Regions from separate parts of the Homo sapiens genome. Here region 1 is linked to region 2. Evidence: read pairs that join two places in POLR2A ChIA-PET (ENCODE). Cell type or tissue: IMR-90. All regions are shown on one strand. Each heading gives the region's core, and the rest is flanking DNA. Links, peaks and the distances in the headings are about the cores only. Region 1 overlaps TNRC6B (trinucleotide repeat containing adaptor 6B). Region 2 has its middle 20 kb from the start of SNORD140.

Region 1 (16,161 bases), core at 5,819-10,818, 740 kb after region 2:
ATTAAGAGCTGACCCACACTCTCCCTCATGTTAACTGTATTTAGGAAATTGTTTACCTCAATGTGCATCTTGAAATACGAGTCCTGTGATTTACTCCCTACAAATGGGCAAATGTATTTAGGAGATGTATTTCCCCACAGAGAATCATAATATGTGTTAGCGTATTAAAAGGCCTAAGAAGTCTCAAAGTGAAAAAATCTGCTTAGTTTTGTTTAACCAAGTATACATGTCAAACATATTAGGCCAGAGACCTAATCATATCTCATGACAACACTCTGGAAAATGTTGGCTTAATAAAGTGTGCATGAATCCATATATGAATTAAATGCCAGAGAATGCATTTTGTATGTCAAAAACAGGAGGCATAACAGACTCCTTTTAACAAGGTGTTGTAAAGGTTGTGATGGACTCAGTTTTGATGAGCCCATTTAACCTCGTTCAGGTGCTCAACATAATGCTTCTGCAAATACCTCAGTTATCTAGCAACCAAGGTGAAAGGCAGAGTGGCTTGGTGCAAATGAAGCTCCTCCAATAGAAAACCACCTAGCGGATATGGTCTGATGAGAGCAAATTATAGTAATGCCATCTACACGTGAAGAGGATAATAGACGGAGAGTTAAACACACCCATGTAGCTTTTTTTTATTTTTTCAGATGGAGTCTCGCTCTGTCGCCAGGCTGGAGTGCAGTGGTGCAATCTCAGCTCACTGCAACCTCTGCCTCCTAGGTTCAAGTGATTCTCCTGCCTCAGCCTCCCGAGTAGCTGGGACTACAGGCGTGTGCCACTACGCCCAGCTAATTTGTGTATTTTCAGTAAAGACGGGGTTTCACCATGTTGGCCAGGATGGTCTCGACCTCTTGACCTCGTGATCCATCCACCTTGGCCTCCCAAAGTGCTGGGATTACAGGCGTGAGCCACTGCGACTGGCCCCATGTAGCATTTATAAACTATGAAGTCAAATGATCTCTTCCACTGGAGAGATGGATGGTTAATTATTTACAGAGCACAAAAATGGTTAATATGTTTTAAGAGGGAGAAAATACTGAGGTTTTGTAACTAAATGATGCATGAGATCCATATTAAGAAACAAAGAACTTAGTTGAGAAGGGAAGACACTTTCAGGGATAGGAAGTATAGGTTCAGGTCTTCTTGGAGGATTAACACAGAAACAGGTAGCTTTTGGGTGTCCTTAAAATACTCCCTTTTCCACTAGGTTCCAGATACTAACATGCACATTTGTATAGCAAATCGTGTCTACTACACAGAAATCACCAGAAAATACCACCCTACTCTGTTTGTTTTTTTCTCTTTCTCTGCCCCGTAAGATCTGCAGAAACCCACTCTCTAGTGGGTTTTACCTAGTTTTATGAACTAGCTTATAAAACTAACTTTCACTTTTGTAAACTGTATGTGTTATCATCATCTTGAAGGCAGGCATGAAGCCTAGTGGCCAGCATCAACCCTTCTCCAGAAGTAGACTGTGAACCTTGGGTGGGGAGGGGACACCCACTCCTGTAGTCAAGACCTCTTTGCAGTGATCAGGAGATGAACTTTCATATCTGCCAGCCTCCCACATCTATTTCCCTCTCTCTCCTTTTTGAGAAAGGGTCTTGCACTATTGCCCAACCTGGAGTGCAATGCAATGCAATTCTGGGCTCAAGTGATCCTCCCACCTCAGCCTCCTGAGCAGCTGTGTGCCACCATGCCTGGCTAATTTTTAATTTTTTGTAGAAACAGGGTCTCATATTGCTTGGACTGATTTCAGACTCCTGGCTTCAAGCAATCCTCTCGCCTTGGCCTCCCAAGGTGCTGGGATTACAGGTGTGAGAAACCAACCCCCATCTTTACCTCTTTTTTTTTTGTTTTTTTTTTTGAGATGGAGTCTCACTCTGTCGCCCAGGCTGGAGTGCACTAGCGCAATCTTGGCTCACTGCAAGCTCCGCCTCCCGGGTTCACGCCGTTATCCTGCCTCAGCCTCCCGAGTAGCTGGGACTACAGGCGCCCGCCACCATGCTCAGCTAATTTTTTGTATTTTTAGTAGAGACGGGGTTTCACCATGTTAGCCAGGATGGTCTTGATCTCCTGACCTCGTGATGCACCCGCCTCGGCCTCCCAAAGTGCTTGGATTACAGGCATGAGCCACCATGCCCAACCTTTCCCTCTCTCTTAATACAATCAAGTCCTATCTAGAAAACTGCGAGAAAGCATAATTACCTGTGGGGTGAGATTGTGAAGAACCAGCCAGTAACTAGGACGAACTGAGCCACCATCACTCCAGGTAGAGGCTATGAGCAACCAGAAAAATGGTTAGGAAGAGAAATAAAACAAAAACAAGAAAAGCCATGAGGGAGAAAGATTTTCATGTAGCTCACATTTCTTCTCTGCTTTTATAAATTCTCTTTTCCACTGGACTCTGACCTTCTTTTTCTCTTCTACTGGTCCCTGACTCCTATGCACTTTTATGCCTGATTTGCAAGACAGTATTTTCCTCCCAGTGTTCTCACTCTGCCATTTTTACTCATTTTACTCCATCTGTCCCTTTGCCTTATACTGACTGCGACTTTCACTCACTCAAGAGGTACCTTTTCCTCTACCAGAAGAAAAAGCAGACAACCATGACTTCCTCTCTTGGGAAGACCTCTTTGTGTCTTCACCATCTGTGTTAACATAAGCCCCTTGTGGATGAACAATGGTGTTCCTTTAGGCAGATCCTCCTCACCCGAGGCGAGCCGTGAGTCCTGTGTCCCCCACCCCCTGACTGATCGGGGTGCTGTGCTGCTCCAGGGAGATGATGGTTTGGGGTTGGTCAGACCAGGAGGTGGGCGGGGCAGCGGTGTAGTGTTCCTGGAGGAAATATGGTTTTTCCACATCTTGTTGGAGAGATGAGTGGGGTTGTGTCCTATGGGATCTGGGGACCATGTTGATTTGTAATCAGGGAACTTTGCTGTAAGAAGAGAAAATTAAGGAAGGAATAAGGTTAGACGGTTCACTTTTGTTGACAAATACACATGAGTTTTATCTACATACACATAAATACATGCACATTTATATTCTAAAAAGTAATAGTACACATTTTAAGCACAGCAATACAAAATAACACTGTTCTTAGAGCATAACGAACATAAAATTTTCAGTGACTACTACTCTGAATTGATAGAATTATCATATGAATTAAAGATTTAATAAGATAACCAATTCTCTACTGCTTTCTTAGCTAAAAATGACTTGAAAAGGAGGACACATTCAAGGAGAAAGTCTTCCTAAAGATACCAGCTTCTGGGTAACAGTGAGAATGTGAACATTAGCAGAATAAAGTATTCTATAAATAATCATTGACTGAATAGAAAGTAATTAGTAAATTACACTTTTCTTGTGCCTTGATCCAGTCTATTAGATATTGATGTTCACATAGATTCTTTAAAAACAATCAAGAAATATTCACTAAGGGCTTACTATGCATACGGCACGAAATCAGTGCTGTGAGGAATAGAAACAATTATCCCTGAGAACCTCAAGCTCAGATGGGAACACAGAACAGATGAGCAACAGAAGTGGTGACCCCAACATCATCACGTAAGCTCAATATGCAGAGGGGATCAAGAACGCTGGGCTTGCAGCAAAGGCTTTATAAAGACAGCTCTTGAAGGATTTACATAAATGGATGGGCACAAAGAAACAGGAATGTGTAAACCAAGGTTCAACATAAACTCTCTGTGTATGGAATATGTTCCCCCCCAATTTTGGTTGAACAGTTCACAGGGGCAGAGAGGTAAAGGAGGTTACATATCAGGAGTTTTTGCAACTGATTCAGCATGGAGTGTTTAAACTACTGTGATAGTAAATAGAATGGAACAGAAGGAATGGATATTTGAAATATGATTGCAGAATAAATCACTAAAGAGAAATCATAACTGCCTGGATCCAGGGATTGAGAGAGAGAGGAAAGAGGAAGAAAATACTGAGGTTTTGTAACTAAATGATGCATGAGATCATTATTAAGAAACATAACTGAGTTGAGAAGGAAAGACACTTTTGGGGGTGGGGAAGTATAGGTTCAGTTTTAGACAAGTCTGAGGTGATTCTTGGGCCATCTCTCAGATGAATTTTCAACTGTTGGAAAAAGACACATAGTTCAATCTGAGATATGGGCATTTATAGGTGTAAAAGAGTTGGGTAACCAGAGTTAAGTTTTTACATGTAAAAGAAATCCTACAAAAGTGTAATGTAGGGTGGTGGTTCAAAACCCGGAATATTGAGATGTCTCCTTTACATACTTGCTCAGAACTGAGGCAAGTTATATCTGCTCTCAGAACCTCACTTAGTTTCTTTATCCACAAAATAGGGGTAACAACAGGACTTACTCATAGCCTTTGGTGAAGGTAAAATAAAAATTAACGTGGAAGGTTTAGCATGATGCCTGGCCTGTGGGATCATTCAGTGAGTGGTAGGTTATTGTTGCACTGCTGATATGACAGAGAGGTGGGAAGGAGAACAAGACAATGTTTAGCCCACTAACCTGCAGCGTCTTCGTAGTTGGACAAAGGTCTACTTTATTTGCTTTTGCCTGGGCAAAGCACGTAAGTCATAATGACTTTAACAGCTTAAGGTCCGACTTGTGCAAACTAAAGGTGCCAATTACTAATATGTCTACCAATCAGTAAGGCACTATGCTCAGTGAGTGACTTCAAAGCCTTTATTATATCCACCAACTTTTCCATTTCCTAATATCTTTTAAAAAACCATGAGGAACTTACCAAATGATGGTAAAATGAATCAAGGTCCTTTTTTTTTTTTCCTTTGGCCATCTGCCCTTAGCCTTTGTCTATAAGTGGGAGGATTTTTAGAGAAAAGCTAGCTATTATTGGCTATCTTAGGAATAATAACCTGGCCTTCACTGGTTCTTCTCATGACCCTTGACTTCTTGGCAGCCTTGTTAAAAGAGAAGCATGTGTGTCATTAGGACGTGACTCCAGCCCTCTGGATATGCCAGCTCCCTGCAGTTATGTCACTACCGGCCTCATCCCAAAGCTGTATCTGGCTCATCCTTCCTGAGACTAGAAGTTCCTCAAAGACATAGCAAACAGAAAAGATGTGCTTCCATCTATACTGACCTATGCTACTGAACTTCTGTAAGAGTATATCTTATGAAATACATGCCAGTTTCCTTTATAAAAGGGAACCTGATGAAAAAGTGCTAACCAAAGGGAAACAAAAAATTCACACTCATACCTGAAGTGCTATGAACGTTGGTAAAGGAGTTGTCAGAGGCACTGTAGGGCCAGGCACCAGGTGAAGGCAGCGAGGTGTTGAGGGAAGAATTAGACCCTTGGGTAACAAAGAACAAGAAGAAAATACTGAAGATAAATGTCAGTATAACCAGTGAAACCTTGAGAGTATTTTGTTTAAACTTCAATAGAATGGAGGACAAAATATGTCTAACAAATAAAAGTGAAAAGCAATCTTTTTACATTTTTTGGTTAAACTTTTAGGTACCAGCAAGTACAAATGAAGTCACAAACTGACAACTATGAAAATGCTGGGTGTTGAACATATAAGAGATGCTTTGCTCAAGTACCTGTGGTGTTATCCCGCAGCAGTTGGTGGTCAGTATCTACAATGGGAGATGTGGCTGTACCCCCCAGCACACTTCCTGGGGTGACATAGGGGTCAGATTCAGGGTCAATGTTTTGGATACCTTTCCATGGCACTCCTGGTTGGAATTCTGAGACAAGGAAAACAAATATTAGAGAAGGAAGGTCGTTAAAAAAAAATGATATAGTACTTTTTTTGACATAAGAAATGGGTCTGTGAAAAGTATAAATACTGAATTTATTGTCTCTTAGATTTTCATCACAAAATTAAGGAAAAAAAAATCACCATGAACATACTCTTGCCAACAGCACCTTTGTTTTATCACACTGTCTGTGGCAGTCAACTGGAAGCCACAGCTCATCAGAGCCTGTCCCCAGTAACCTGATCCTCCTGCTCCCAGGAGACTTCAGGGCTGAAGGCAGGGAAAGCAGGAGTAAGGACTCTGGTGTTCACAAGAATCATCCCAGCATCTAGGCCAAGAACCGGTGAAAATATGGGCTAGAGATCAGTGCTCTTTCTCATTTTCCTTACGAGATGTTGGCCAAAATGCAAAAAATGTAATACAAATGATACTGCTACACAGAATGTCCAGGGATAACCAGCAGGGATAATTTAGCTTAGCAAAAGAAAGCCTAGAATATACATAAGGGCTCGGAATTTTTTTATTGGTCAATTTAAATCATTTTAAAATTTTAAGGCTATGTGACACAATAAACTTTTATTTTCCAAATCGTGATGAGAAAGAGCAATGTGTATTATATATGAACGATCTGCATTATACAGTTCTACTTTGGCCGGGCGTGGTGGCTCACGCCTGTAATCCCGGCACTTTGGGAGGCCGAGGCGGGCAGATCACCTGAGGTCAGGAGTTTGAGAACAGCCTGTCCAACATGGCGAAACCCTGTCTCTACTAAACATACAAAAAATTAGCCAGGCGTGGTAGCAGGCGCCTGTAATCCCAGGTACTTGGGAGGCTGAGGCAGGAGAATCGCTTGAACCTGGGAGGCAGAGCTTGCAGTGAACCAAGATCGCACCACTGCACTCCAGCCTGGGTAATAAGAGCAAAACTCCCTTTCAAAAAAAAAAAAAAATTCTACCTTAATAAAACGAAACTATACATATTCATGTCACAAATACGCATGCACAGAAAGAGGTCTAGGAGGATATATATTTATGGAATTACTGATTTTAATTTTTGCTTTATTAAATGTTCTCATTTTTCTATCATGAGAATAGATTACTATATCCAACAAAAGGGAGGGACAGAAAGAAAAGAATTAACAAATAATCTCATTGCAATCGCTACTGCATACCTAGAAGCTAACTGGTAATACACACTTGCCTAAGAACTAACAAATCAATTCAACAGACACTTCAAAAGAACCCATGTTACAAGGCATCCTATGCATGGGACGAATGCAAAGTCCCACCTACAATGTCACTTATCCCCAGATTCCCCATCTAATGAAAATTTTCTATCTTCCCACAGCACATGCCTTGCTTCTAACAGACAATTATTGAATGAAAAAAATAAAAGCAAGTACCTTAGTAACATGAATCACAAAAGCAATGTATTCTGAACCTGAAACTGACAATTACAAAACAAATGCTATCCTGGGAAAAGCATTTCCTAGACAATACCTGGAGGCCAACTGGCATTGCTGGATTTACTTCCGATTTTATTTGTTGGTGGAGATTTGGCAGGTAACCAGCTATCACCAGCAGGACCCGTATGGCCACCCAGTGTGTCACCAGGGATGATATCAAACTGGTTGTACGGTGACCCTCCCCGGGTTTTACCAGGGGCCACTATAGCGCCTGAGAAAAGAGAGGAAATTAAATCATCCAGAATAACTCCTATGAATAGAACTTGTCTATTTTTTATTCGCTGGAATGCAAACAGTCTTCTGAAGCTGATGGAGTATATACAAACAGCACTGGAATAAGAGGTTGCATTCGAGACTCAGCACAGAATTACTAAGCAGCATGACCAACAACAAGTCATTTCGCCTCTCTGAGCCTCTCAGTTCCTCACTTAGGCACACAGGATTGTTCTCATGCTTGAATGTTCCTTTCAGTTTTAAAATTCCATGGTCTTATGAAATTAATGAAACGTTCACATACTAGGAATCTGACCATTATCCCTAGTTTCTATGCTAACGACTCAAGAGTGAGAAATGGGGAAAATTCTAACCATTTGTAGCACATAAGAAGGTTTTAACTAAATTTCTACTGATGCTATCCACCCAGGTTCTTAAGGGCTGGCTGATCAGGCTTAGATTAGCTGGAAGCAGCAGTGTAAACAGAGAGTCCATTGGAGGGAAAAGCATCTGCAATTGCTTTAAATTCCAACGCAATGAGATGGAATTCCCGCCTAGGGTCTTTGCCAGCACAAGACCAGCAATGAACTCTGCAGCTCTGGGATCCGTGGCCTCACACATGAAGAACAGCAAATCCTTTGTAACTGGTTTCCTGAGAGCACTTCAGTGGTTTTGTCGCTGCCCCCATCATGCATTTTATATGCTATGGGGCAGGAAAATAATTAAAAGCTTAAAATTACCTTGAACTAACAGAACATGCACTTTGAATAAAATTTTAGGTATCAGTGAGATACCAGTCTACTTATTTCTCAAATGAATTTTACATACTATATTGGGTCACTTGATCTATTCTTAGGATGCTGCTTGTGAAGGGATAAAATTATTTCCAGGGTGATGCAGCCTAATGGGAATATTATCAAAACTACCTCCATACTCAGGCTAAGAGGGCATTTACTTTTCTGGAGCCACTGACAAATCTGGCTCAGAGGCACATTATGGTGAAGCAGTGGAAAATGACAAGCTCAATTACTTTGGGGATTGCTAAGGAAATGGGAAAACATGATCTATAAGCTCTAAAAAGGCAAGTAGAGATTTTGCCTTTGAGATATCCTCTCACATGCCATTTCAGATTTATTATCATGCACCTATCATGTCTTTGGGGACAAGGGGACCTGGTGAATCATCAGCCTAAGGAAGCATTGAAAGTGCCCAAAGCTGTAGATATCAGTGGGCTTAGATTATTCAGTCCACAAACAGATTTTACAATTTCAATAAATCATTTTTGACTTCATGCCATGAAACCAAATGATAATGCTTAGGGATGGCAGGCAGAGAGCTCCACGTGGGCATTTCACCAGCCTCCTGGATGGGCTTATTAAAGAGTGGTTTATAAAGGAAACCTGAAAGGCTTCAGACTGAATGACCTGGCTGGGGCTGGGGCCTGCCAGGGCGCTGCAGCAGGAACAGCCGGACACCTATTTATACTTGGTTCTCATGGATACAGTTAAGTCCAAGTGAATTACTGTCAAATGAAACAAACACTGAAACAAAGGCTGAAGGAAGGTTCTGAGACCTTTTATCTGTTTTACAGGAAATGGAGAAGCCCTTATAGAGAGAAACTGAGAGGAAAAGCCGACCAACATCACGACCAAAGCCTGCAATGCCCTTAAATGCTGTCTTGCAGACACTCTAATTCACATAGAATAAGAAAGCTTTGTGAAAAGTTCAAATCTCATGTATTATGATCTATTAGTCCTCTTTTGGAGATTAAAAGGCAGGAAAATTTTTTAAAGCCGATAAATTTATTATGGTTCAAACAACCAACAAGATAGGTATTGTTATGATCCCTTGCTCCGCAAAACAAACTCAACAAGCTGACTCTGTTCCCTCAGCCAACTTATTAGGGTTTCACCTTGGTGGGTGCCCAAGTTCACTGCTACCACCCTCAATCATGGTGGCTGAAAAATTCTGCTCCCTTTAATTAGAACTAGTACTTTATATTTCTTGTAATTCAACATACACATGACTCTGACCTTCCTCCACAGGCAATCATAGGATTCACAAGGAAAATGAATACCAAGTTCTGTACTTCAAAATAGTCTTATAAGATGTTTCATCAAGACCTGCTGTGGGTTGGGGGCTCTAGCTTTCAGTGCTTCTCTTACCATTTTTGTGCATATTGGCTTCCTGTGTGGCTACAGAGGGCAGCCCCTCCATCATGGAGGTCCACTGTTTAAAGCGAGACTCGGTTCCAGCCTCCTTCCCACCAACCATGCCATAGTCCATGCCGCCAGAGCTGAAGCCTAAAAAGGAGAAGACCACATTTTATAAGTCTCCAGCATCAGTATCAAGAGTTCTGAAGCAGAGTCCAGGAATGCCTTCAAGTGTCATTCAAAGACTAATTCACAGAGTTTCTCCACTCAGAAACAGGTATTTTTGATTCCAAGCTTTGATCTTGGCTCTTGCTCGCTAAATAAGTGATGTCTCTCTGTGAAGGCGTGAAGATGTGTATGACTGCCATCGATCAGGTCTGTCTCAGTGCATTCCTGCACGCCCTTTTTCATTTAGCTGACATTTGTGCCAGACAGGAGGCTGGGGCCAGCCACTCTCAAACTGAGATGGAGAAGACGACATCCAGCCAATGTAGCGCAACAGCAGCAACAAAGCTGTAGTCAGGGTATCTTGGGGGAGGAAAGGGTTTGCAGAAGGAAGATGTGATCTAGGGCCTCAGGGAGGTATTTGGGGAAGTCAAGCAAACCAAGTACAGAGCTCTGACTCTTGATAATCAAGTGTGTTTAGGGAATGGTGAGACATTCAAATGACTCCAATGGTTAGCTAACTCTGGGATGAAGTGAGGCGGAGAGTGGTGGGGGATGAGGAGAAATGAAGTTGTGTCATGTAGGGTCTTTATATATTAGGCCAAGGAGTTCGGATCTTTTTTTCTCTAGGATAAGAAGATAGTGAACATTTTAAGCATGTAAGAGGATAACTAGTATGTATTTTAGGAAGAGAATTGGCAGCCTGAGTGTGGGGTGGGTGGAGGTCAGGGCAGAATCTGAAAGATAAATTTGAAAGTAGTCTTTAAGCAATGAGGAAGACACCAAAGCTTGAGTAGGTGGGTAGTTCGAGATTCTGAGCTCACTTTGCCAAGAGCCCCAGGTAAGCTTCAGGGGAAGAGTCTTGGTGGGTAATGTGTTCCCACTGCACAGAGCTGGAGAGCTGGAAGCCACACAGCAGAATCTGGATGACGGAGTCTAACAGGGTCCGTCATCCATTTGGGTCAGAATGTGTGTGACACCTGTTCATAAAAACTCTCAAAAAAGTAAAATAAAGGACTAAAATGATGAAACAGGGGAGGGGGAGAATAATAAATGACCATAGAAAAATGAGAATGAGCCACAGGGAGCGCAGAGCGGCAGCACGAGCGCAGGCATCCCAGGGAGGCGAGCAAGCCTCCCACCACGGCAGAGCCAAGCTTCTCTGCCCCAAGATGTGCAACTCCAGCCAGGCCAGACTGCACACTATACCCATAAAGGGTCCTCAATTTTCATCTCTCCAAATCCCACTAAGGGATCAGGTTGTGTTTTTCCTCCCCTGTGCTTATCCTAGTTGTCTGGGATAGTTTGATAAACACATAATAAATCAAGTAAAAGTCTAACACCTTCCTGACCCATGTTCAAAATGTTGCTATTTATATAAAGAACAGTGTTCTTTCACACTCTGTAACCGAATTTACTAGTTCAAAATGATTGGAGAGTGGAGGGTGGGGGTGGGGAGCAGAAATCTTTAGAATGAGATGAAAATATTTCAAATGAAATTATTATTATTTTGGAGATGGAGTCTCTGTCACCCAGGCTGGAGTGCAGTGGCACAATCCTGGCTCACAGCAACCTCCGCCTCCTGGGTTCAAGCAATTCTCCTGCCTCAGCCTCCTGAGTAGCTGGGACTACAGGCACACCACAGCCATGCCCAGCTAATTTTTTGTATTTTTAGTAGAGACGGGGTTTCACCCTATTGCCAAGGCTGGTCTAGAACTCCTGAGCTCAGGCAATCTGCCCACCTCTGCCTCCCAAAGTGCTGGGATTACAGGCATGAGCCACCGTGCCTGGCCTTATTTATTTATTTTTTTTAAAGAAGAGTTTGAGGCATTTTTAAATTTCTTTCATCCTGGGTAGCAGAAATGAAATTAGATTGCAGGGCAGGAAGGTTGCAAGGAACAAAGGTTTTCTCTGACATAGCCTTAATGGCCTAAGCAGGTTGCTCCTTGAGTAAATTACACTTCTGCCTTTGAGAAAACCAGGCCAAGGTGCTTGGATTCCAGGCCACCTGAAAGCTCAGTTCTAATCATTGAGAAAGAGTTTTTGGAAATAACCTAGGATTCTGGCAAAGATTAAAAAGAATACTAGCATTACTAAGAAGAGGAGGAACCATTCCTTACACATTAATTTTCTTTGAAGTTACTCTAAAATTTCTATAAAACCCATAGTGAATTAAATTTCTTTTTTTCTTTCTTTTCTTTTTTTGAGACGGAGTCTCGCTCTGTCGCCCAGGCTGGAGTGCAGCGGCACAATCTTGGCTCACTGCAACCTTCGCCTCTGGGTTCAAGCGATTTTCCTGCCTTAGCCTCCCGAGCAGCTGGGACTACAGGTGCCTGCCACCACACTCGCTGATTTTTTTTGTATTTTTAGTAGAGACGGGGTTTCATCGTGTTAGCCAGGATGGTCTCAATCTCCTGACCTTGTGAGCCGCCCGCCTCGGTCTCTCAAAGTGCTGGGATTACAGGTGTGAGCCACCGCGCCCAGCCAGTGAATTAAATTTCTTTAATTTCAGCTGCTTAGAGCTTTTTTGGTGACAAATGAAATGCAGAAAATTAAAGTTATAGCAAAAGGGCAAAGAAAGAAAAAAGCGAAAAAAGAGAAACATAAGAGGAAAGAAGGAAAGAAAATGAATGAGAGAAAGAAAGAGAAAGAGAAAGAAAAAGTAAGCAAGCAAGGAAAGGCAAGAACCTTAGAGAAAGCGGGCACTTTTCTCATTAGAGACTTGGGGATCAAATGCCACCACAGTAGGGCAGTCCCAGCGCTGCCTCACAAGGTTTGGTCAGGAAAAATAATCCAAGGGGTAAGAGAAAGAATAGGTGAGAAAATTGCCTTGAAAGGTTCAATCTACAAACCCCAAAGTATGAGAGGAAAAATCAGGCGAAGACGGACATAATTTTCTTTGATGTCACGTAGTAACCAGCCTGACGCTAGGATATGGAATGTGTCTGATGCATTTTGATGGAAGGAATTCTGGGACACTGTGCTCTAGTGGGTGCACTAACAAAGAAGAGATGGTGCTTCGCTAGTGACCTTCGGCTATTTACAAGCTGTCGTATCTCTAAACCCAAGAAAATACTGACTGTATTGTACTTTCCACTACAGCAAAACAAAATTTCCTTAGTCCACCAAGTGGTTTCCCTGAAATTTCTCACCAACACAGAGCTTTAGCTCAAATTAAGCCATTTAGTTCAGTTCAATGAATATTTATGGACAGTGTAATCTGTGCCAGGCCCTGTGTTAGGAGCTGAGGTACAAGTAGAGGTAAGACATGCCCCTTGCCTGTCACCTGCTTTTATCATTCATGCAAGGACAACCCTTTGCCTGCCTCATGCGTCTTTGCTAGAATTACTCTCTCTCATTCTCCACACACCCTAATTCATGGTCTGTTCACGACTTTTGGCTCCATTCTTACATCCTTGAGGAAATGCTCTTAAATTAACTTGTCCTTACACTGATCCTGCCTTCACTCTCTCTGTTTACAGTTCTGTTTTCTGCTCCTCTTTTTGCTATACATTAAAAAACAAACTAGTTTCTATAATTATTTTTAAAAAATCACCCATAATTGGCCATCCTAACACAACTGTTCTAAGTCCGTGTCCACATGTACACTTGGTATCGACACAATCATAATTGCAGCATAGATACAATTACTCTTCTGTCATTTTTATAATCTCCAATATTTATTCAGCTTTACTTTTCACAGGGATATACCAAATAAATATTACAAATTTTGATAAATTTTAAACATAAAAAGTGAAATTTTATCAGAAATGCATTTTCTAAGAAGATGAATTACTTTGTTTCTAAATGAGTTCAGATATCCACGGTAACCAACACTCCTTACTATAATGAGAATTTTCGCTACCATCTTATTTTAAATTTCTTTGTTGACATAAAGCACTAAGAAATTTGACTCATATAAATAAGTAGATGGGAACAGAAGGAGTCTTGTTATAACTTACTTCTCGAATTTCTTTTAAAGTATATGTTCCTTCCCCTAGCCCAGTAACACAGATACTAAAATATAATTTTTAGATAGGTCATTATCACCTAACAATTCAATTAGGTATTCTTTCTCTCTGTCTCCCTCTCCCTCTCACTCTTCACCTTGGCCTCCCAAAGTGCTGGGATTACCAGGCATGAGCCACGCACTCAACCTCAATTAGGTATATTTTCAATTTTGCTAAAAGGACAGAATTAGAAACCATCTGTTTTACAAAAGAATCAGTAAGGATTAGTTAAGCAGTCATTAGTCATTCAAATTCTTAATTTTGAGATAATGTAACAAAGAGGCTTTATCAAGACATATTAAGAAACTTTCAATTATTCTTGCTACTCTTTCACTTAGAGGTATCCTTTTTAGTTCAACATACTTAGCATCAGGAAAACTGAAAGACTGTTCATTTCATTACATCTTCGGCATTTAATTTATTAGAAAAAATTTTTTAATTTCTATATATGCTTTAAATATATTTTCATCAAATAATCTATTCAAAACAGGCAGCCAAATCTAACTTTCAGACCTAAAATGTATTCTTCAATTCAAACAAATATAATAATGCTAACTAAGGAAAAAAAATTATTTTTGAGACGGAGTCTTGCTCTGTCGCCAGGCTGGAGTGCAGTGGCATGATCTCAGCTCACTGCAACCTCTGCCGCCTGGGTTCAAGCTATTTTCCTGCTTCAGCCACTCCAGTAACTGGGATTACAGGTGCACACCACCACGTCCAATTAATTTTTTGTATTTTTAGTAGAGACGGGGTTTCACCATGTTGGAGGCTGGTCTTGAACTCCTGACCTCAAGTGATCTGCCCTCCTCCGCCTCCCAAAGTGCTGGGATTACAGGTGTGAGCCACTGTGCCCAGACAGGAAAATTGTAAGTGAAATAAATGACAAAACACATCTATCTTATAAGGCAGATTATAAATGGTCAGGTCACAATTAAAATGAGACCTAATAATGTTTATCTATTATTTAATAAGTTAACAAATATAGAAACAAGCTAATAAGTCAATATTTCTCTTTAATATGGAATAATATAATGCATAGCTAAATTTACAAGTTACTTATGAAACAGGAGTATGACAAAAATAATAAAATTTCTTCAGTAAATACGTATATATGTGTATGCTTAACTCTGATCCTTTAGCCATTAGAAGTAAGAAAGAATCGGCCAGGTGCAGTGGCTCACGCCTGTAACCCCAGCACTTTGGGAGGCCACGGTGGGCAGATCACCTGAGGTCAGGAGTTCAAGACCAGCCTGATCAACATGGTGAAACCCCATCTCTACTATACAAAAATTAGCTGGGAGTGGTGGCATGTGCCTGTAATCCCATCTACTCAGGAGGCTGAGGCAGGAGAATCGCTTGAACCTGGGAGGTGGAGGTTGTGGGAGGTGGAGGTTGGGCGACAGAGTGAGACTCCGCCTCAAAAAAAAAAAAAAAAAAAAAGAAGAAGAAGAAGAAGAAGAAGAAGGAAATACAGCATAAGGACACCTTTGTTAGTAATCAAGGGAGGCCCCGCCATGTTTGGTACCCTGGTGTTTTGCAGCCCAGATGAGCACAGAGCTGACCTTCTTCTATATCAAGTGCAAGAAAAGTTATTTCGAATTTAAGTCAGTTATCAGGCAGATCATCTTTAAGAATGAAAACAGTTGGTGGAAGCTAAGGATCTACAAAGTAATTCCGTTAAAATATCCAGATCAAGATCAAGAACACCTTGAAGTCTTTGCTCACCCCCTGCACGTGCAGTAGGAGGATCACGGGGTTGGCGCACAGTCAGCCGCTGCCATTTGTCCAGGGTCACACTGTCACCTAGAACCAGCAATTTCATGTCTTCCCAACTCTTTTTTTTTTTTTTTTTTTGAGATGGGGTCTTGCTCTATCACCCAGGTGGGAGTGCAGGGGCACAATCTCAGCTCACTGCAACCTCCGTCTCCCGGGTTCAAGTGATTCTCCTGCCTCAGCCTCCCCAGTAGCTGGGATTAGAGGCGCATGCCACAACGTCCGGCTAATTTTTGTATTTTTAGTAGGGACAGGGTTTCACTACATTGGCCAGGCTGGTCTCGATCTCCTGACCTCGTGATCTGCCTGCCTCAGCCTCCCAAGGGGCTGGGATTACAGGTGTGAGTCACCGCGCGCGGCCCAACTCGTTTTTTGAGTGTGCGTAGAACAGTATCTTCTTTAGAAGATAAATTCTAAATGTTGTCAGTTTGAGATGAAACTATGATGGTGTGTGGTATCTTTTCCATTTTAAAATTTTGTTTTGAAATCACTGTTTCCTCACCAATTAGATTCTGCTTACAGCATGTTTTCCAGTTCTGAAAGAGCTATGATTTGCCTGCCAAAAAATTCTTGAAGAATGTTAAAGGCATAACCTTACTTGTTCTAATTCTATTTAAATCAGATGAAATACTAATATCAAATGAATTT
Region 2 (16,161 bases), core at 6,018-11,017:
TGCCCTGTAGTCCTTGGCTACTTGGGAAACTGAGATGGGAGGATTGTTTGAGCCCAGCAAGTTGAGACTGCAGTGAGCCTTGATCGAGCCACTGCATTCCAGCCTGGGCGACAAAGTGAGACCCTATTTCAAAACGAAACAAAACAAATAAAATGCAGCACTAAGGGCCAGGCTCAGTGGCTCATGCCTGTAATCCCAGCATTTTGAGAGGCCAAGGCAGGAGGATCACTTGAGCTCAGGAGTTCAAGACCAACCTGGGCAACATAGCAAAACCCTGTCTCTAAAAAATAAAATAAAATAAAGTAAGATAAAATAGGCCAGGCGTGGTGGCTCATGCCTGTAATCCCAGCACTTTGGGAGGCCAAGGCGAGTGGATCACCTGGGGTCAGGAGTTTGAGACCATCCTGGCCAACATGGCGAAACCCCATCTCTAGTAAAAATGCAAAAATTATCCGGGCATGGTGATGGGCACCTATAATCCCAGATACACGGGAGGCTGAGGCAGGAGAATCACTTGAACCCCGGGGGGGCGGAGGTTGCGGTGAGCTGAGATTGCACCATTGCACTCCAGCCTGGGCAACAAGAGCGACATTCCATCTCAAAAATAAATAAATAAAATAAAAAAAGAAAAGAAAATACTGAGCTCAGGCTGGGCACATTGATTCACGCCTGTAATCCCAACACTTTGAGAGGCTGAGGTAGGAGGATGGCTTGAGCCCAGGAGTTGGAGACCAGCCTGGGCAACACAGGACGACCCCACGTCTACCCCTCCACCCCCCCAAAAAAAAGAAAGAAAAAGAGGCTGAGTTCCCTAGGGCACTATTCTTAGCCTTTTATGACCACAACCTATCCCTGGACAGCCTCATCCACAAACATGGCATTAAGTGCCATTCTACATGTTTAGTAAACGTGTATTGAATGACTCAGTGAAAAATGAAGGCAAAATTTCTGGGAAAGATGATATATGGGACTGAATCGTGCTCCCCCGCCAATTCATATGTTGAAGTCCAAACCCCTAGTACCTCAGAATGTAACCATATTTGGAGAAAAGGGCCTTCAAGAGCTGATTAAATTAAAATGAGGTCATTAGAGTGGGGTCCTAATCCGGTATGACTAGTGTTATAACTAGTGTTCTTTTTTTTTTTTTTTTCTGAGACGGAGTTTCGCTTTTGTTGCCCAGGCTGGAGTGCAGTGGCGCAGTCACAGCTCACTGCAACTTCTGCCTCCTGGGTTTAATCGATTCTCCTGCCTCAGCCTCCCAAGTAGCTGGGATTACAGGCATGCACCACCATGCCCAGCTAATTTTGTATTTTTTTTTAGTAGAGATGGGGTTTCACCATGTTGGTCAGGCTGGTCTCAAACTCCTGACCTCAGGTGATCCACCCACCTCAGCCTCCCAAAGTGCTGGGATTACAGGTGTGAGCCACCACGCCCAGCTGTGTTCTTTTTTTTAATTAAAAAAAATTTTTTTAAAAGAAATAGACATGGGGTCTCACTATGTTACTCAGGCTGGTCTTCAACTCCTGGGCTCAAGTGATCCTCCTGCCTCAGCCTCCCAAAGTCCTGGGATGACAGGTGTAAGCCACTGAGCTCAGCCTATAACTGGTATTCTAACAAGAAGAGGAAGGGACACCAGGGATGTGTACATACAGAAAAAAGGCCACACGAGGACACAGTAGGAAGGTAGCCATCTGAAGCCAAGGAGAGAGGCACCAGGAGAAACTAACACCTTGATCTTGGACTTCTAACCTCCAGAACTGTGAGAAAATAAAGTTGTGTTGTTTAAGCTACTTGTCTGTGGTATTATGTTATAGCAGTCCTAGCAAATTACAGATGATGAAGCCATCAAGACAGATGGGCCTGTGAAAGGACCATGCACTAGTGACAGCAGGCAGCTGGATACCTGTGTGTCAGCCTCAGGGTGTGGTCTAAGCTGGATAAAAAGATTCTGCAGGGCCATCAGGGTGGCTCATGCCTCTAATCTCAGCACTTTGGGAGGCCGAGGCAGGCGAATCACCTGAGGTCAGGAGTTTGAAACCGGCCTGGCCAATGTCGTGAAACCCTGTCTCTACTAAAAATACAAAAATTAGCTGGGCGTGCTGGCATGTGCCTGTAGTCCCAGCTACGTGGGAGGCTGAGGCAGGACAATTGCTTGAACCTGGGAGGCAGAGGTTGCCATGAGCTGAGATTGTGCCACTGTACTCCATCCTGGGCGACAGAGCGAGATTCCATCTCAAAAAAAAAAAAAAAAAGAAAAGAAAAGAAAGGAAAACAGTTGGCAGTTGGTGGTTCTTCAAAAAGTTAAACACAGAATTACCTTATAATCCAGCAATTCCCCGGTATATATCCAAAAGAGTTGAGAGTAGATGTAGGCTGGACGTGGTGGCTCACACCTGTAATCTCAGCACTTTGGGAGGCTGAAAGTGGGAGGATCACCTAAACACAGGAGTTCAAGGCTAGCCTGGGCAACATGGCGAAACCCTATCTCTACAAAAACTACAAAAGCTAGCTGGGCACGATGGCTTGCACCTGTAGTCTCAGCTACCTGGGACTGTGAGGTAGGGGGATTGCTTTGGCCCAGGAGTTTGAAGTTGTAGTGAGCTATGACTGCGCCACTGCACTCCAGCCTGGGCAACAGAGTGAGACCCTGTCTCAAAAAAAAAAAAAAATGCTGGGCATGGTGGCTTAGGCTTGTAATCCCAGCACTTTGGGAGGCCGAGGCAGGCAGATCACCTGAGGTAAGGAGCTTGAGACCAGCCCGACCAACGTGGTGAAACCCCGTCTCTACTAAAAATACAAAAATTAGCCAGGCATGGTGGCGGGCACCTGTAATCCCAGCTACTCGGGAGGCTGAGGGAGGAGAATTGCTTGAACCTGGGAGACAGAGGTTGCAGTGACTTGAGATCACGCCAGTGCACCCCACCTTGGGCAACAGAGCGAGACTCCATCTCAAACACACACACACACACACACACACACAAAAATTAGCTGGGCATGATGGTGCATGCCTGTGTTCTCAGCTACTGGGGAGGCTGAGGTGGAAGGATCGCTTGAGCCGGGGAGGTGGAGGTTGCAGTGAGCCTAGATCTTGCCACTGCACTTCAACATGGGCGACAGAGCCAGCCCCTGTCTCGAAATAAATAAATAGATAAAAATAACAATAGAGATGTTTTAAAGTGTCATAGACTGAATGATAAATTATATCGTCAGTATATATATATACATCTATATCAATATATAGAGGTGTATATATATATTTTTATATATATGTGGAAAAATATATATCTTTTCACACGTAAAGTACTCACTTGCTCCGCAGCAGAGAAAACAGGGTTGGAAAGGCAACATCTTTACTCCCAGTGTGTTCAGCTCACAGTCCATAACTATTCATTAGGTCTGGATATAGGTACTACCTATAAACTGAAAGACAAACTATCTTTCAATATACAGTTGTGGAATAGGAAAAAAATAATCACAATAAAAATGACCACTGGGCTGGGTGTGGTGGCTCGCTCCTGTAACCCCTGCACTTTGTGAGGCTGAGGCAGGAGAATCGTTTGAGCCCAGGAGTTTGAGACCAGCCTGGGCAACATAGAAAGACCCCATCTCTACAAAAAAAATTAAAATAAAAAAATTAGCCTGGCATGGTGGCACATGAACACCTGTAATCCCAGCTCCTTGGAGGTGGAGGTGGGAGGATCCCCTGAGCTCAGGAGGTTGAGGCTGCAGTGAGCCCTGACTGTACTACTGCACTCTTGCATAGGCAACAAGAGCTAGACCCTGTCTCAAAAGAAAAAAAAAAAAAAGCACTCCAAAAATGCGGGGATATGAAACACGCTGCAGATGCTTGTCCCTTGCAGTCGGTAAAGGTATCTGGGCAGGAAGAGGGAGGATTCTCTTGTATGGCAGTAGAATTAGTTGTTGGGTACAACTGTCTGATAGCCCCTAGCTCTGCCTTCTGGGAGGTTCTTCCTTTGGCATTATCCCCCATGGACACGGGAGAGGTGGGCCCTGGAGAGATTGGCCTGTTGTAAGCTGCCCAGTTTTCAGAGCCTGCATCCTGCTAGTGCAGGTTTTGGAGCCTGGGAATGGCTTCAGGGGTTGAGTAGCTATAATTTTTGTGAGCCAGCTAGTGGTTTCTTTGGTAATATAATTCCTTCAAACATTTAGCAGGTTTCTGGCTGTTGGCTTAATTGTGCTAATGACTACAGCCAAAGATCTCATCTAAACACATCTTTTTTGTTTTTTGGGTTTTTTTCTGGAGACAGAGTCTCGCTTCTATCCCCCAGGCTGGAGTGCAGTGGCGCCATCTTGGCTCACGGCAACCTTTGTCTCTCAGGTTCAAGCAATTCTTATGCTTCAGCCTCCTGAGTAGCTGGGATTACAGGCACCTGACACCACAGTGGCTAATTTTTGTATTTTTAGTAGTGACAGGGTTTCACCATGTTGGCCAGGCTGGTCTTAAACTCCTGACCTCAGGTGATCTGCCTGTCTTGGCCTCCGAAAGTGTTGGGATTACATGCGTGAGCCACCACGCTCGGCCTAGACATACCTTTTAAGCCTCAATACTGTTCTTTGGTCTTCTACAAATGAGCCTGTGCTGAGCTTGAAGGTGGTAGCCACCTTCAATCCTTCTGAAACAGGGTTGAGAAGCCAACATCTTTACTCCCAGTTTTGCCTTTCAGCTCATAGCCCCTGGGGGAAGTTAAGTCTTACCTCTTGCTAAGGCTACTGCTCCCAAGCCACTCCTTATAAGTACTTAGATCTGAAATACCAAAGCAGATGGCTTTTTTTTTCAGCCCTGAAAATCTCTGCATTATAGAACTCTTGGGCCATTGTAATTGGGGATTACCAGCAGAGTACATACTTTTATATAGGTAAATACAAAAGACAAGTATAAATACATTTTGTTTATCTTTTTTCTCCTGTGTGATTTAAAAGACAACTGCATAAATCAAGAATTATAAATCTGTTGATGAGCACACAGCGTATAAAAATGTAATTTGTTTCAAGGACATGTTATCTAAGAAAAAAATGTAATTTGTGACAATAACAGCACAAAGGAGGTGGAAAACAGCCACAGAGAAGTAAAGTTGTAGTTTATTAATTGGAATTAAATTGCTATTAATCCCAGCCAGAGTGTTATACTACACTAGATCCCCCCCCATTTATCAGCAATTTTGATTTCTGTGGTTACCTGCCGTTAACGCCCTCTGAAAATATTAAACGGAAAATTCCAGAAATAAGCAATTCATGTTTTAAATTTCGAGCAGTTCTGAGTAATATGATGAAATCTCGCACCATCTCACTCCGTCCTGCCCAGGATGAGAATGATCCCTTTGTCCAGCTTGTCCAGGCTCTAGATGCTACTGGCCGTAACTTAGTAGCTTTCTCAGTTATCAGATTGTCTTGGGATTGCAGTGCCTGTGTCCAAGTTATCCTTATTCGGTTTAATAATGGTCCCAAAGCACGAGCGTGGTATATTGTTATAATTGTTCTATTTTATTGTTATTTTTGTTAATCTCTTACTGTGCCTAATTTATACATTTATAAATTAAACTTTATCATAGGTATGTATGTATATGAAAAAACATAGTATATATAGGGTTCAGTACTATCTGAGGATTCAGGCATCCACTGGGCCTCTTAGAACATATCCACGTTGGTGGTGAAACCCCGTCTCTACTAAAAATACAAAAAATTATCCGGGAGTGGTGGTGGGCGCCTGTAATCCCAGGCACCCGCTGAGGCAGGAGAATTGCTTGCATCCGGGAGGCAGAGGTTTCAGTGAGCTGAGATGGCACCACTGCACTCCAGCCTGGGCAACAGAGTAAGGCCCTGTATCAAAAAAAAAAAAAAAAAAAAAAAAGATTATACTGGGCGCAGTCGCTAACGCCTGTAATCCCAGCACTTTGGGAGGCCAAGGCGGGTGGATCACGAGGTCAGGAGTTCGAGACCAGCCTGACCAACATGGTCTCTACTAAAAATACAAAAATCACCCAGGTGTGGTGGCACACACCTGTAATCCCAGCTACTCAGGAGGCTGAGGCAGGAGAATCGCTTGAACACAAGAGGCAGAGGTTGCAGTGAGCCAAGATCACACCTCTGCATACCAGCCTGGCGACAGAGCGAGACTCTGTTTCAAAAAAAAAAAAAAAAAAAAAGATTGCAAGGGAATACTATGAACAGCTGTAGTCCAACAAATTAGGTAACTTAGATGAAATGGACAAATTCTAGGAAAAAAGTTACCAGAACTGATTCAAAAAGATACCAAAAATCTGAGTAGGCCTATAACAAGTAAAGACATCAAATTAATAATAAAAACTTGTTGGGTGCAGTGGCTCATTCCTGTAATCCCAGCACTTTGGAAGGCTGAAGTGGTTGAATTGCTTGAGCTCAGGAGTTTGAGACCAGCCTGGGCAACATGGCAGAAACCCGTTTCTACAAAAAATACAAAATTTAGCTGGACATGGTGGTGCACGCCTATAGTCCCAGCTACTTGGGAGGCTGAAGTGGGAGGACGGCGAGAGTCCAGGAGGCAGAGGTTGTAGTGAGTTGGGATTGTGCCACCTTACTCCAGCCTGGGAGATACAGCCAGAGCTTGTCTCAAAATAATAATAATAATAATAATAATAATAATAAACTCTCCATAAAGAAAAATCCAGGCCTAGATAGCTTCACTGGTGAATTCTACCAAATAGTCAAAGAAAAATTAATACCAATTATGGAATACTGAATAATGGCCCTCCCAAAATATCTATGCCCTAATCTGCAGAACCTATGAGTGTTCCTTTATATGGCAAAAGGGATTTTGCAAATGTAATTAAGAATCTCAAAGTGGGGAGATTATTTTGGAGTACATGGGTGGACCAGATGTGATTACAAGGGAAATTATAAGAGGGATGCAGAAAGAGTCAAGGTTCCAAAGCCATAGGAAGAAGGAAGCGGAGGTACGTAGAGTCTAAAAGAGAAGCTGCCACTTAGCTGGCTTTGAGGATGGAAGAAAAAGCCATGAGCAGCCTCTAGAAATTGGAAGAAGCAAGAAGCGGATTCCTCTCCTGCAGCTTCCAGGAGGAACCAGCCCTGCTGACACCTGGCTGCAGTTCTGTAAGACCCATTTTGAACTTTCAATCTCCAAAATTGTAAAAGAATAAATCTGTGGCTGGGCGTGGTGGCTCACACCTGTAATCCTAGCACCTTGGGAGGCCAAGGCAGGTGGATTGCCTGAGCTCAGGAGTTAAAAACACCAGCCTGGGCAACATGGGGAAACCCGGTCTCTACTAAAATACAAAAAATTAGCCAGGCGTGGGGGTGTGGGCCTGCTGGCCTGCAATCCCAGCTACTTGGGAGACTGAGACAGGAGAATCGCTTGAACCCGGGAGGTGGAGGTTGCAGTGAGTCGAGATTGTGCCATTGTACTCCAGCCTGCGTGACAGAGAGAGACTCCGTCTCAAAAAAAAAAAAAAGAATTAATTTGTGCTTTTTTAAGTCATTAAGTTTGTAGTAATTTGTTATAGCAGTAATAGGAAACTTCTACCAATTTACTTAATTTTATTTATTTATTTATTTATTATTTATTTTTTTTTGAGAGAAGTCTCGCTCTTATTTCCCAGGTTTGAGTGCAATGGCTCGATCTCGGCTCACTGCAACCTCCGCCTCCCAGGTTCAAATGATTCTGCTGCCTCTGCCTCCCACATAGCTGGGATTAAGTCACCTGCCACCACGCCTGGCTAATTTTTGTATTTTTTAGTAGAGACTGCGTTTCAATATGTTGGCCAGGCTGGTCTCAAATTCCTGACTTCAGGTGATCCGCCCGCCTCAGCCTCCCAAAGTGCTGTGATTACAGGCGTGAACCACTGCGCCCGGCCTATTTATTTATTTTTATTTATTTATTTTTTTGAGACAGAGTCTTGCTCTATCAACCAGGCTGGAGTGCCATGGTGCCATCTCAGTTCACTGCAACCTCCACCTCCTGGGTTCAAATGATTCTCCTGCCTCAGCCTCCCGAGTAGCTGGGATTACAGGCATGCACCACCACGCCCAGCTAATTTTGTATTTTTAGCAGAGACAGGGTTTCTCCATGTTGGTCAGGCTGGTCTCGAACTCCCGACCTCAGGTGATCTGCCCGCCTTGCCCTCCCAAAGTGCTGGAATTACAGGCGTGAGCCACCGCGCCTGGCCTTATTTTTTTTTTAATTAAAAAAATTTTTTTTGAAGAGATCAGGTCTTGCTTTGTTGCCCAGGTTGGTCTTGAACTCCTGCTAAAGCAGTCCTCCCACCTCGATATCCCGAAGTGCTGGAATTACAGGCATTAGCTACTGCAACAGGCCAATCAATATGCTTAAACCAATCTTTCACAAACTGTTACAAAAAACAGAGGAGGAGGGAACACTTTCCAATCATTGTATGATGCCGGTATTACTCTGATACTGAAACCACAAAAAGATATCACAAGAAAAGGAAACCACAGATCATTATCCCTTGTTCATTTAGACACAAAAATCCTGAATAAAATACATACTAGGAAACTGAATCCCACAATATATAAAAAGGGTTACAGGCCGGGCGCAGTAGCTCATCTCAGCACTTTGGGAGGCTCAGGCAGGTGGTTGCTTTAGCCCAGGAATTTGAGACCAGCCTGGGCAACATAGAGAGACCTTGTCTCTACAGAAAATACCAAAAAAATGAGCTAGATATGGTGGTGTGTGACTGTAATCCCAGCTACTCAGGAGCCTGAGGTGGGAGAATCATATGAGCCCAGGAGGTCAAGGCTGCAGTGAGCTATGATCTTGCCACTGCACTCTAGTCTGGTTGATAGAATGAAACCCTGTCTGTAAAAACAAAACAAAACAAAACAAAACCAGTTACACACCATGATCAAAGGAATTTATCCCTATGATGCAAAACTGGTTTAACATCTTGTGTAGAAAAGACTTAACGTGGTGGGCGTGAGACTGCTATCCTTAGAAATTCATGCTTTCAAGGTTGACCCTTGGTTAATGTCTGGAGAAATGGATTTCAGGACTCCTAAGAGTGGCTCACTGTGCCTAAACTATACAAACAATGTGGTTTATGCTAAATACTTGCTTTCCTTCTGTGAGTCTGCAACTTTGGTATGTGCTAGGCAGAGAGTGCATACGTGACCAGCCCCAATTTAACAACTTGGGCACTGAATCTCAAGTGAGCTTCTCCGGTAGACAACATTTCACGCATGTTATCACAACTTGCGGCTGGAGGAATTAGATATGTAATATGTTGACTCCACTAGAAGAGCACTCTGGAAGCTTGTGTCTGGTTTTCTCTGGACTTTGTCCCATGAGCTGTTTCCCTTTGCTGATTTTGCTTTGTATCTTTTCACTATAATAAATCTTAGCTGTGAAAATGACTACATGCTAAGTCCTCTGAGTCCTCCTTATAAATCATCCATCCTGAGAGCAGTCTTGGGGACCACTGACACATATTTAAAATCATTAGGCCGGGCATGGTGGCTCATGCTTGTAATTGCAGAACTTTGGGAGGTGGAGGTGGGCAGATCACTTGAGGTCAGGAGTTCAAGACCAGCCTGGCCAACATGGTGAAACCTTGTCTCTACTAAAAATACAAAAATTAGCTAGGTGTGATGGTGGGTGCCTATAATCCCAGCTACTAGAGAGGCAGAGACAGGAGAATCACTTGAATTCAAGAGGGGGAGGCTGCAGTGAGCCAAGATGGTGCTGCTGCACTCCAGCCTGGGTGACAGAGTCAGACCCTGTCTAAAAAAAAAATGAAAACTTTTGTATTTCAAGGGACATTACCAAGAAGCAAAAAGACAGCTGGGCGCGGTGGCTCATGCCTGTAATCCCAGCACTTTGGGAGGCCAAGGCGGGTGAATCATGAGGTCAGGAGATCGAGACCCTCCTGGATAACACGGTGAAACCCCGTCTCTACTAAAAATACAAAAAATTAGCAGGGCGCGATGGCAGGCGCCTGTAGTCCCAGCTACTCGGGAGGCTGAGGCAGGAGAATGGCGTGAACCCGGGAGGCGGAGCTTGCATTGAGCAGAGATCATGCCACTGCACTCCAGCCTGGGTGGCAGAGCAAGACTCCATCTCAAAAAAATAAAAAAGTGGAGAAAAAAAGAAAGCAAAAAGACAGCACACAGAATGGTAGAAAATCTTTGCAAATCATGTATCCAGAGTATTAGAAAGAATATTTATAATTCAATGATAAAAAGATAGGCTGGGTGCAGCGTGGTAGCTCACGCCTGTAATTCCAGCACTTTGGGAGACTGAGGCAAGAGGATTGCTTGAGCCCAGGAGTTCAAGACCATCCTGGGCAACACAGTGAGACCCTGACTCTATTAAAAAAAAATTTTTTTAAGACAATAACTTAATTTTTTTTTTTTGAGATGAAGTTTCACTCTTGTTGCCCAGGCTGAAATGCAGTGGCACGATCTTGGCTCACTGCAACCTCCGTTTCCTAGGTTCAAGAGATTCTCCTGCCTCAGCCTCCTGAATAGCTGGGATTACAGACATCTGCCACCACGCCTAGCTAATTTTTTGTATTTTTAGTAGAGACAGGGTTTCATCAAGTTGGCCAGGGTGGTCTCAAACTCCTGATCTCAGGTAATATGCCTGCCTTGGCCTCCCAAAGTGTTGGGATTACAGACGTGAGACACCGAGCCCGACCACAGTAACTTAATTTTTAAAATAGTTTTTAAACTATTTTTAGAGAAAGATTTTTTAAAGGATTTAATTTTTAAGATTTAAAACTTTTTAGAGAAAGATATCTCTAAAAAAAAAGATACATGAATGGACAATAAGTACATGAAAATAGTCTCAATGTCATTAGCCATTAGACCAAGTATTAATCAAAACCACAGTGAGATACCACTTCATACACATTAGGATGGCTATAATCAAAGACAGACAAATGCTGGTGAACATGTGGAGAAATTGCAACCCTCATACATTAGTGGTAGGAATGTGAAATGGTACATCACTGGGGAAAACAGTTTGGTGGTTTCTCAAAAAGTTTGTCCCGTGCTGATCAGTAGTGGGATCATACCTGTGAACAGCCAGCCACGGCACTCCAGCCTGGGCAACATGGCAATACCCTGCCTTTTAAAAAAAGAAGCCAAGTGCAGTGGTTCACTCCAGTAATCCCAGCACTTCGGGAGGCCAAGGCGGGTGATCACTTGAGGCCAGGAGTTTGAGACCAGCCTGGACAACATGGTGAAACCCCGTCTCTACTAAAAATACAAAAATGAGCCAGCGTGGCGGTGCCCATCTGTAGTCCCAGCTACTTGGGAGGCTCAGGCAGGAGAATCGCTTGAACCCGGGAGGCAGAGGTTGCAGTGAGCTGAGATCGCACCACCGCACTCCAGCCTGGGTGACAGAGCGAGACTGTCTTGAAAAAAAAAAAAAAAGAAAAAAGAAAGTTTGGTGGTTCTTCAAAAAGTTAAGCAGTTACCATATGACCCAGCAATTCCATTCCTAGGTATATATCCAAGAGAAATGAAAACATATGTCCACACAAAATTGTTTACATAAATATTAATAGCAGCATTATTTATAATAGTGAAAAACTGGAAACAGCATGAATGTCCATCACTAGAGTGGCTAAGGAAAATGTGGGATACCCATACAATGGAATATTATTTGGCTATTAAAAAGAGTGAAGTGGCCTGGTGTGGTGGCTCATGCCTGTAATCCCAGCACTTTGGGAGGCCAAGGTGGGTGGATCACGAGGTCAGGAGTTCAAGACAACCCTGGCCAAGGTGGTGAAACCCTGTCTGTACTGAAAAAAAAATACAAAAATTAGCCGGGCGTGGTGGCAGGTGCCTGTAGTCCCAGCTACTCGGGAGGCTGAGGCAGGGAATTGCTTGAATCCGGGAGGTGGAGGTTGCAGTGAGCTTAGATTGCGCCACTGCACTCCAGCCTGGGTGACACAGTGAGACTCCATCTCAGAAAAAAAAAAAAAAAAATTCTGGCCCCAGAGACAGGCACTAGCCTAGCTGTGTGACCTTGGTCAGTTTCCTCACCCTCTCTGAACTCCCATTTTCAGGAGGTTTAGGGAAATATTAGTAAAGTCTACCCCACTGACTTGTTGCAAGGGTTAGATGTGAAAACCCAAGGAAAGCATTTGGACAGGGCCTGGCCCATGGTGAGGGTTCCATAAAGAGCTGGCTGTTCCCTTCCTCTCTCAGCCCTTACTCCAAGGCACGTTCCTTCTTGGGTGACAATCAGGTAATGCCATGGGACAACAGGGCAGCAGCTCTGACAACCCACATGTTCCTGCAGGGCTGCACAAGGCCTCCTGAACAGCCTCTCAGCTCAGCCTGGCACCAACAGCCACGCAGCGGATTCAGACTTAGAGCAGAGCTTTGGGCCTTAGCTGGAGGGGGCAAGTGCATGTGTGTTGCAGGGAACAGCCCTCCTTAGCTTGCGTTGGTTTTCAGACTGGCAACATGATCGCCCCCTTGACCCCAAGAGGGAACAACTGCACTGGGTCCATCCTGTGACTTGCATCCCTCACACAGGGCCTGCTTAACCTTGAGCAGCTGCTGTGTCCACGGCCAACAGCTGGGCCCCACTGGGCCATAAATCACTGGCGACACTAAACAGGTCGGCATAGTCAGCGGCTGCTCCTCGCCATGGTGGGTGGGCTGCGGGAGCAGGCAGGGACTCAGAACTCACTCCCCTATAAACCCCATCCATGGTACTCAAGCCAGTGGTGGCTTTGTGTCTGGCTTTGAATCCTCGCTGGACAAATGCTTCCCTCGATAACCAGATGTCTGTAGACTCCACAGCGGAAGCAGCGTGGACTTGCAGGGGACGGACACATGGATAAGCCAAGTTGGAAACCGGCAGACAAAGTCTGAAATAAAGCCATTGTACCCACACTACAGGACCGCGGGGACACGCCTGTGCCTCCCGCATCCATCTTGCCTCTGCTCTCTCTGTGAAACCAGCATGAGCAGGAAGCACTAATCCGACAGATTCCACTAATGCTCAAAACACATGCTCCGCGCCTGGGCCCGCCCCCTGGCCAGCCATAGCCCGCAGCTCTCAGGCCACCAGGCAGAGGCCGGGAAAGTAGAGCCAAGAGGAATCGGAAACACAGCCCCAGGGAAAGGGAGCTGTGGTGCAGCAAGAGGCAGCTGGATTCTTCTCTTATCTGATGAGAGTGGATTCCGGGCTGTTCATCCACGTGTTTACTGCTCCAGTGCGATTCGCCTAGAAATGTCTATAATGGCATTTTCCCTTTAATATCGTAATAGGCACCAGAAAGGAGAATAGCATTAATGATTATGTTGTCTTAGGTACATAAAGGTAAAAAAACTGATGGGAGTGTGTGGGTGTGAAAACAAAAGTGCATGTCAACTAGTTACAACTGTCAGCACCTGTTTACATCTTTTTTTTTTTTTTGAGACAGAGTCTCACTCTGTTGCCCAGGCTGGAGTGCAGTGGCGCAATCTCGGCTCCATGCAGCCTCCGCCTCCCAGGTTCAAGCAATTATCTTGCCTCAGCCTCCCGAGTAGCTGGGATTATAGGAGTGCGCCACCACATCCGGCTAATTTTTTACTTTTAGTAGACACGCGGTTTCACCATGTTGGCCAGGATGGTCTCGAACTCCTGAGCTCAAGCGATCTGCCTGTCTCGGCCTCCCAATGTGCTAGATTTATAGGCGTGAGCCACCGTGTGCGCCTATGTTTACATCTTGAAAAGACTGGAAAGAAAAGCGCAAATGTGAATGTAGTTGTTTTAGGATGCTGGAATGATTTGCTTTTAATTGTCCTTGGCAAATCTAATCTATGGGGTCAGGATAATAGCGGCCCTGGGGGTGGTAGTGACTGGAAGGGTTTTTGGAGATTCAGATGGATCCACATGTGAGTTACAGGAGTCTGTTCACTTGATTACCAAGTTGAACACTTGTGATTTGTGTGCTCTTCTGTGTTATGCTGCAATAAAACATTTACTTTAACAGATGTTTGTGAGTGATATCTTTTTTGTAAACAACTTAAAATATTTCCAAAGAAACTCAAAAAGTGAAAGGAACATTAGGATTACCCAATCCAATTCCATTGCTATACTGAAAAAGAAAGGAAGGGTCAAAGAGAAACCAGTTACTACATTGTATATTTCAAAATTGCTAAAAGAGGACAGCCGTGTTGGCTCACGCCTGCAATCCCAGCACTTTGGGTGGCTGAGGAGGGAGGATGACTTGAGCCCAGGAGTTCGAGACCAGCCTGGGCAACGTTGTGAGTCTCTGTCTCTACAAAAAAATTAAAAAATTAGCTGAGTGTGGTGACACTTGCCTGTGGTTCCAGCTACGTGGGAGGCTGAGGTAGGAGGATCACTTGAGTGGGGCGGCAGAGGTTGTAGTGAGCTGAGATTGAGGCACTGCACTCCAGCATGGGGGACAGAGTGAGACCCTGTCTAAAAAAATAAAAATAGGCCGGACGCGGTGGCTGACACCTGTAATCCCAGCACTTTGGGAGGCTGAGGAGGGCGGATCACCTGAGTCAGGAGTTCGAGACCAGCCTGGCCAACATGGTGAAATCCCGTCTCTACTAAAAATACAAAAATTAGCCATACATGGTGGCAGGCACTTGTAATCCCAGCTGCTTGGGAGGCTGAGGCAGGAGAATAGCTTGAACCTGGGAGGCAGAGGTTGCAGTGAGCCGAGATCACGCCACTGCACTCCAGCCTGGATGACAAGAGTGAGACTCTGTCTCAAAAAAAATAGTAAAAATTAAAATTAAAATAAAAAAAAATGCTAAGAGTAAATTTCAAATGTTCTTACCACAAAAAATAAATATTTGAGGTGATGGATATGTTAAGCAGCTTGATTTAGTCATTTGACATTGCATACATATAACATCACATAGTACCACATAAATATATACAAATATAACTTGCCAATTTATGAAATAAAGGAAGGAAGTAGGAAAGAAAGAAAAAGAAGAGCAGGAAATGAAGAAAGGAAGAAGAAAAGAGAGAAGGCAGTCACTATTGCCCACTGATTCAGAGACAGAATCAGGACTGAGATTTCGAACTCTCCCTGCTGCCATCCCATTGAACCAGGTGATTTCTGCAAAAAATTAAGAAACCTTTTAAAGGACCATGATTTTATTAATTTTTAAAATAATAGTGGCTGGGTGCGATGGCTCACGCCTGTAATCCCAACACTTTGGGAGGCCTAGGTGGGCGGATAACCTGAGGTCAGGAGTTCAAGACCAGTCTGACCAACATGGAGAAACCCCGTCCCTACTAAAAATACAAAATTAGCCAAGTGTGGTGGTGCATGCCTGTAATCCCAGCTACCCGGGAGTCTGAGGCAGGACAATTGCTTGAACCTGGGAGGTGAAGGCTGCGGTGAGCCAAGATTGCGCCATTGCACTCCAGCCTGGGCAACAAGAGCGAAACTCCGTCTCAAAAATAAAAAAATAAATAAAACAAAATAATAGTGATTACTTTTTTGCATCTTTTTAAATTAAAAGAGATGTTATTTTATTCAGTTAGTTTTTGAATTGGTAACATGCAAAAGCTACAAAATTTGAAAGTTACAAAAAAGGAATATAAGGCTGGGTGAAGTGGCTCACGCCTGTAATCCTGGCACTTTGGGAGGCCGAGGTGGGCTGATCACTTGAGGCCAGGAGTTTCTAGCCAATATGGAGAAAGGTGTCTCTACTAAACCTGTTTCTCCAACATGGAGAAACCTATCTCTACTAAATGTACAAAAAATTACCTGGGTGTAGTGGCATGCGCCTGTAGTCCCAGCTACTTGGGAGGCTAAAGCAGGAGGATCGCTTGAACCTGGGAGGCAGAGGTTGCAGTGAGCTGAGATCCCACCACTACAGTCCAGTCTGGGTGACAGAGCAAGACTCTCTCTCTCAAAAACAAACAAAAAGAAGGTATATAAGAAGAAGCCCTGAGGCGGGCTTGGTGGCACATACCTGTAGTCCCAGGAGGCTGAGGCGGGAGGATCACTTGAGCCCAGGAGTTTGAGGTTACAGTGAGTTATAATTGTGCCACTGCACTCCAGTACAGATGACAGAGCAAGATCCTGTCTCAAAAAAAAAAAAGCCACCTTACCATTGTTCTTTTGTGTCTCTGCCCCAAGAACCACCACAGAGACTTCTGTGCAACCTGCCAGAGATAGTAAATGTGCTTTTTTT

The links. ChIA-PET counts read pairs that join two places held together with the same protein. Peaks named below come from ENCODE experiments on the same cell type or tissue, not always from the same donor. Only the 100,000 strongest peaks of a DNase experiment are listed, where the experiment ranks them.
Region 1: POLR2A ChIA-PET joins it to region 2 with 5 read pairs; 1 of 35 experiments calls an interaction of 5 or more read pairs at or near these places.

What each region holds. Positions count from the first base shown.
Region 1 is chr22:40,302,066-40,318,226 of GRCh38, reverse strand. It overlaps TNRC6B (trinucleotide repeat containing adaptor 6B), which reads right to left. Exons shown (of 23, transcript NM_001162501.2): 16 at 9,578-9,715; 17 at 7,234-7,410; 18 at 5,576-5,722; 19 at 5,230-5,325; 20 at 2,720-2,944; 21 at 2,215-2,285. Among named protein-coding and RNA genes, the nearest start is that of ADSL, 36 kb to the left of the region's middle. In IMR-90, for the core only: no CTCF peak of the experiment used is centred there; DNase peaks (open chromatin) are centred at 7,566 and 8,006; H3K4me3 peaks cover 646 bases; H3K27ac peaks cover 1,045 bases.
Region 2 is chr22:41,045,859-41,062,019 of GRCh38, reverse strand. No RefSeq gene overlaps it. Among named protein-coding and RNA genes, the nearest start is that of SNORD140, 20 kb to the left of the region's middle. RefSeq lists enhancers at 11,869-12,677, 12,678-13,488. In IMR-90, for the core only: a CTCF peak has its summit at 10,975; a DNase peak (open chromatin) is centred at 9,059.